Regions from separate parts of the Homo sapiens genome. Here region 1 is linked to region 2. The links are chromatin loops, found by intact Hi-C in ENCODE. Cell type or tissue: B cell. All regions are shown on one strand. Links, peaks and the distances in the headings refer to the core of each region. The heading gives the core; the rest is flanking DNA. Region 1 has its middle 260 kb from the start of MIR3144. Region 2 overlaps LOC105377975 (a long non-coding RNA gene).

Region 1 (2,939 bases), core at 344-2,843, 530 kb after region 2:
ATTAATCTGTCCTGAATACAGATTCCATATTACCTAATTACCTCTTAAAGTTCCCATCTTCCAATACTTACTACGTCAATTAGAATGCAACACATGAACTTTAGGGGATATACGAAAACCATAGCAGTTTTGCTAATCAGATATTTTATCTCTAGTGATCCATCCAAGAGTAAAACTACTCCAAAGTACTGATATTCCAAAGTTTAGAACTGAGCTCATTAGGAGTCAATGCATTTATTGATTTTATCTCTAAACAATTTGGCAATGAAAGAGTACAAAATAACTCTAGGGCAGACAGCCAAAAAATAGCAGCAGATCCCTCTTATATAGAAGACACATTCTTTGTCTTATAATCCAAACAACGCTCTAAAATGTTATTAAGTTGGGCTTAATGTTTTGTGTTTAATGTTGTGGTTGATGTCACAGGGTTTTAAAAATACATTAGTTTTTCAAGCTCCTTTTTTGGTTTATTAGACTCTATTATTCAATTCTGGGCCCCCTCTCTCTCATTCCTCTCTTCCATTTTTTTTCTCTATGATTTTCTTAAAATACTCTTAATTACCGAAAATGTATCATTTTTTCTTGGGCCATTTACTATGTTAACCCCTAGTCAGAAACCTGACTAGGAACAGAAGAAAAGGCTTAGTGGGATATATGAAGAGAGTTTTAAGAAGATAATTTATAGAGGAGTAGGCAACAAAAATGAAAAGAGTTTAAAGCCTCTGGGACCAAGCAACAGTGGGAAATTATCATCATGTTTTGGCCTAAATGGACAAGGGAAGGGACCCTTGCTGGAACCCAGTGAAGGCTATTTCCTTGAGAATGAGGCCCAGACAGAAGCTATGGCTCTAGTAGAAGAATGCAGAACCTACTGAATTGTGGACTGAATGGCAGGAAACAAAGGAAATCAATACCAAGCCACTATCTTTTTTTGCCAGACTCCATTTAATTTAACTCAAATGGAAACTCTAGGAAACAGTTTCTCTCATTCAAAGAGAAAGACAGCGAAGGATAGAGAATACACCTAGAGGTTCAAACGAAGACTATATACTACAATATAGCAACCACTCTATACCTTTGGTTGAAAAAAAAACTGTGTTCTCAAAATAGAAAAATACAAATCTTCAGTAGTTTTGTCTTGAGTTTCCACAGTTTTCCATGAATAGTGTTATCAAGTGATACGGTTTGGCTCTGTGTTCTCACCCAAATCTCATCTTAATTGTAATCCTGATATGCCAAGGGGGGACCTGCAATCCCCACATGTCGAGGGAAGGAGGTAATTGGATCATGGGGATGGTTTCTCCCATGCTGTTTTCATAATAGTGAGTGAGTTCTCTTGAGTTCTGTTGGTTTCATAAGTGTTTGACAGTTCCTCTTTCACATGCTCCCTTCTGCCACCTTGTGAAGAAGGTGCCTGCTTTCCCTTCTGCATTGATTACAAGTTTCCTGAGGCCTCCCCAGCCATGTGGAACTGTTAGTCAATTAAATCTCTTTCCTTTATAAATTACCCAGTCTTGGGTATTTTTTTTATAGCAGTGTGAAAATGGGCTAATACATCAAGCATGGGAATACTACGTGTCAATGCAGTCAACACTGATTCTGACACACCTCCTCCTTGCCCCCATTTTGTATTATAAGTTTTAATTAGGATCACTGACTCACTTCTCTTTGATTCAGTGATATTTAGATAACAAAATTGCCAGGTGACTCAATTTTCATTTCATTGAAACCAACTGTTTGCCCTGTAGAAGCACTTATCTCTTAGTCCTACAAGTTTCGAGTATATTGTCCCTAGAGTTGTAAGAAAATAAAGTCCTTAAGTGTGTTATTATTATTGGCTATAAATGTGAAGGGGCCCAATATACTTCTACCCTTTTTGTTGGTGTACCTGTGTAATCTGGCTATGTGGGAAATGGCAATACATATTGACCATTGATTTAAGGCTTAATATGTACCCTGTAGCACAGCACTTCAGCCTTTTAGAATGTTTTCTCCCAGTGTACTTTGTGAATGAGTCCTTACCATTATGCCTCATCATTCTATGGGAACTTGCACATGGTAAACAATTGAATACTTCGAGTATTAACCCATAGATGTACCTCTTTCATATAAAATATATCCTTTAGTCAAAGACAATATTGTGTGATAGACTAGGCACTCTGTAAGTCCAAAATAGTGATAATAGCATGAGCACTGAGTCACAAAAGGAAAATTCATATTCTAGTAACATATGTATTTCCTTGAGTACAACCCCTACCCCCTCCAACCCTCCAAGATAGAAACCATTCTATGTAATCAGCTTGCCATCACCAACCTGCACCTGGTGGCATGCTGTCTCCCTTCCATCCAGGAAATAGTGTCATACGGGCCTTAGTGTTAGCCCCTTGTAGGCATACAGATGATCCTTACACTCTGTGTCCATTCGAAAATGTTTATCCTCATACCTCTCTTCCAAACTGCCTTGCCAACAATCTTCTAATTTTGTTTTAGTCGAGATCCTGACCAATGTAGAACATTTTCTGAACTGTGTTATTGAATGGACACAACCAGGTACATACTCTTAACTTCACAAGACAAGATGATGTAATCTCTAGTCTTTCTTTCTTCTCTTCTCTTCCTCCATTCTTATGGCCTAAATATATATCTCCACTCAGGTTTCCAAAGCAACAAAACTTTGTGGAAACTTGACAAAATATCTATTTATTATATCTGAAACTATTCTCATATGAATAGGAAAATTATCTTCTCACTCTATTTTACAGTGCAAAAACATGATTGAATGATCGAGATAAAATGTTAGTCACAATTTCATGACGTGTTTTACCCAGAATCTGCCTGACATTAATTGCAGTATTTCTTTGTCATGCAGCTACATCTGCTGTATTCTGATCTCATCATAGCGGTGGATGAAGTGTGGCAAAATTTGTTTGTGTTTAGCT
Region 2 (2,939 bases), core at 266-2,765:
TGAAAACCTTGAAGGGGAATTGTTGAGTTATATGGTAAATGTAAATTTAAATTTATAAAAACTGGGAAACTGTTTTCTAAAGCAGGTATACCATTTTACATTCCCTCTGGAAATATATGTATGAGATTTCCAGTTGTTCTATACTCTTGCCAAGACATGGTATTAACAGTTTTTAAAAATGTTGCCATTGTAATGGCTATATAATATTATCTTATGGTTTTAATTTGCATCACACTGATGACTAAATATGGTAAGCATATTTTCATATGTCATTGTATATATGTGTGTGTGTGTATACATATATATATGTATATGTATGCACATACATATATATATGTATACACACACACACATATGTATATCTTTTTTTGTGGAGTGTCTGTACAGATCTTCTCCCGTTTTCTTATTGGCTTTTTTGTCTCATTGAATTGTGAAAGTTCTTTTTGTATTTTTGAAACAAGTCATTTTTCAGATATATGTATTGTGAATATTTTCTCTGAGTCTGAGCCTTGCCCTTTAATTTTCTTAATAGTGTTTTTTGAAGAGCAGAAATTTTAAATTTTGATCAGGTTCAATTTATTGTTGTTGTTTTTTCTTTGATGGTATTTTGTGTTGAGATACTGATCTCAGTTAATTCTAGCACCATATGTTCCCAGTGATCCAAAATAGAAACGTGGTCATTCTTCATTTATCTCTTCTCTTTGTAGTCTATGTTGATTGCATCTTCTAAATCTCTCCAGGCTCCATCTACTTCTCTCCGTCTACTTCTCTCCCCCCTCACCTCAATTCATCTAGTCTAGACAATCATCTTCTATTGCCTGGTTTGCTGTAATAATGCTCTTGGGTGATCATTCAGAAATATTAACCTGATGACTATACTTTCTGCTTAAAACCCAGCAGTTGATCATCTTTGTTCTTAGAACAAATTATAAACTTTTAAATATAGTCCTTAATGATCTGGACCTAACTTACACTTCCAATTTCCTCTTTTCCTACTTTCTCCCTCTAATGTACCTCTGCTTACAATGTTCAACTTTTTAACCATGCTGAACTTTGATTATTTCTTCAAAGACTCTAGCTTTTTCTTAGTTTCATGTCCTTGGTCAAGCTATAGTCTACTCACTTGTTGTGAGTCTAGCTAGGCATCCTTTCCTCTGGGGTATTTCCCCTATGCCCAAGGCTGGATTATGTGGCCCTGACAGTGCTTTCCATTTAGTGGGGGCATACATAGACAAGTAATTATGTATTTTTAAGAAAGTGAGATAAGTACTATGGATAGAACCTTATAAAGGAAGTACTGTTAGTTGGGGAGTGTATTTTATGTTTCAAGTTATTCTTTCCAATGTGAAACCTTGCAGTTTTACCTGGGTACACTCTATATACTGCACTATGAAATCAGGACAAGGATTCTTAACGGTTTTGAACAGACATTAATCAAGGCCAGTGGGCAAAGTGGGAAGAGGCCCGTAGGGGGCAGCAGAGGACCACATACAACGAAAGTCATCGGCGGGGGCAAGTGCTTGTGCAGGGACCTCTGTAATTAGCCAGGGGGTTAAACCCTTTGCCCTTTTATCCTCCGTAGTTAATAAGGATAAAAGCTAAAGGAGTTGAGGTGTAAAAACTCACAAACACAAGTGCCTATAGAGATGTGACAAGAAACATACTTCTGTGAATGTGACCAATGAAAGACAAAAGGTGATGAAGGTCTGTGGCCAAGTTGAGAGTACATGCTCTACCTGGAGGCATGCAAGTGAATTCAAAAGCATGCAAATGAAACAGAGCTTTGCTAGGCAATCCACATGTGATATCTCTGCACATGTGCTGTGAGTTGGTTGCTCTGGGATGCTATCTGAAGAGGGTGGGAATGGCAGACCATACCAAGCCAGAAAGGAACCCCTTTTGAAGATGGAAAGGGGGCAGGAAATGTCAGCTGAGTGAGAACTAGAATCAGGACTCGAAAAAGATGGAAATGAGGATTTAGCTGAGGTCAATTATAGGGGAGTAAGTAAGGATGGTGGTCAATAGTGATGTGAGGGCTGAGGAAGAAGTGATGGAATTACTACTTATTGGGTACCTACTGTGTGTATCATCAAATACATATATGTTTGATGATATTATATATATATGTGTGTATATATATAGTACTATATATGTGTATATATAGTACTATATATGTGTATATATAGTACTATATATGTGTATATATAGTGTATATATGTGTATATGTGTATATATAGTGTATATATATACACACATATATAGTACTATATATATACACACACATATATATAACATACATAACATATCTATAACATATATGACATATCTATATAACATATATATATATAACATATATATATATCTTCTCTTAATTCTAATGACAACCCTTGGGAAGAATGAGTTATTTTCCTCATTTGCACATGAAAAAACTGTATCTCCTTATGCAAGTTCACACAGAACTCAGGCCTATCTAGCTCTAACTCCAAGTCTCTAAAGTAGGTGGGAGAATTGGTAAATCGAGGCTTGGTAATCAACCACAGGTTGGCAATAAGGTACTATTAGAGTTGTGGGCCAGTGCTTTTTAAGATTTAAAGTGCATCTGAATCCCCATGTAGGAATAAAGATTCTGACTTAGGAGGCATTGGATGAGGGTTGAGATTCTGTGTGTCTAATAAGCATTAGATGAGGCCTGAGATTCTGCGTGTCTAATAAGATAGATGATGTCCATGTTGCTGGCTCTGTAGATCTGTAGAAGCGAGGTTCCAGGCCAGGTTCAACTAGACCTGATATTGTTGCAATAGGCTTTATTGTACTCTCTAACTCAAAAGGCCAGAGTAGATTGAAGAAAGTAACTTTTATGGGGATGAGGGGCTTAATTGCACACAACCTAGTTTCTGAGCTGTGAGATCTTCTGTCAGAAGATCTGGATTTTAATCTGT

What was found. Hi-C counts contacts between places; a loop is a spot of excess contacts. Peaks named below come from ENCODE experiments on the same cell type or tissue, not always from the same donor. Only the 100,000 strongest peaks of a DNase experiment are listed, where the experiment ranks them.
Region 1: a loop joins it to region 2, with 18 times the contacts of the local background. A loop is called at or near these places in 2 of 110 quality-filtered maps.

The regions. Positions count from the first base shown.
Region 1 is chr6:120,273,351-120,276,289 of GRCh38, forward strand. No RefSeq gene overlaps it. Among named protein-coding and RNA genes, the nearest start is that of MIR3144, 260 kb to the left of the region's middle. In B cell, for the core only: no CTCF peak of the experiment used is centred there; a DNase peak (open chromatin) is centred at 1,381; H3K27ac peaks cover 824 bases.
Region 2 is chr6:119,740,910-119,743,848 of GRCh38, forward strand. The region is part of intron 2 of LOC105377975 (a long non-coding RNA gene); the gene reads left to right. Among named protein-coding and RNA genes, the nearest start is that of MIR3144, 270 kb to the right of the region's middle. In B cell, for the core only: CTCF peaks have their summits at 1,480 (motif pointing right) and 1,682; a DNase peak (open chromatin) is centred at 1,482.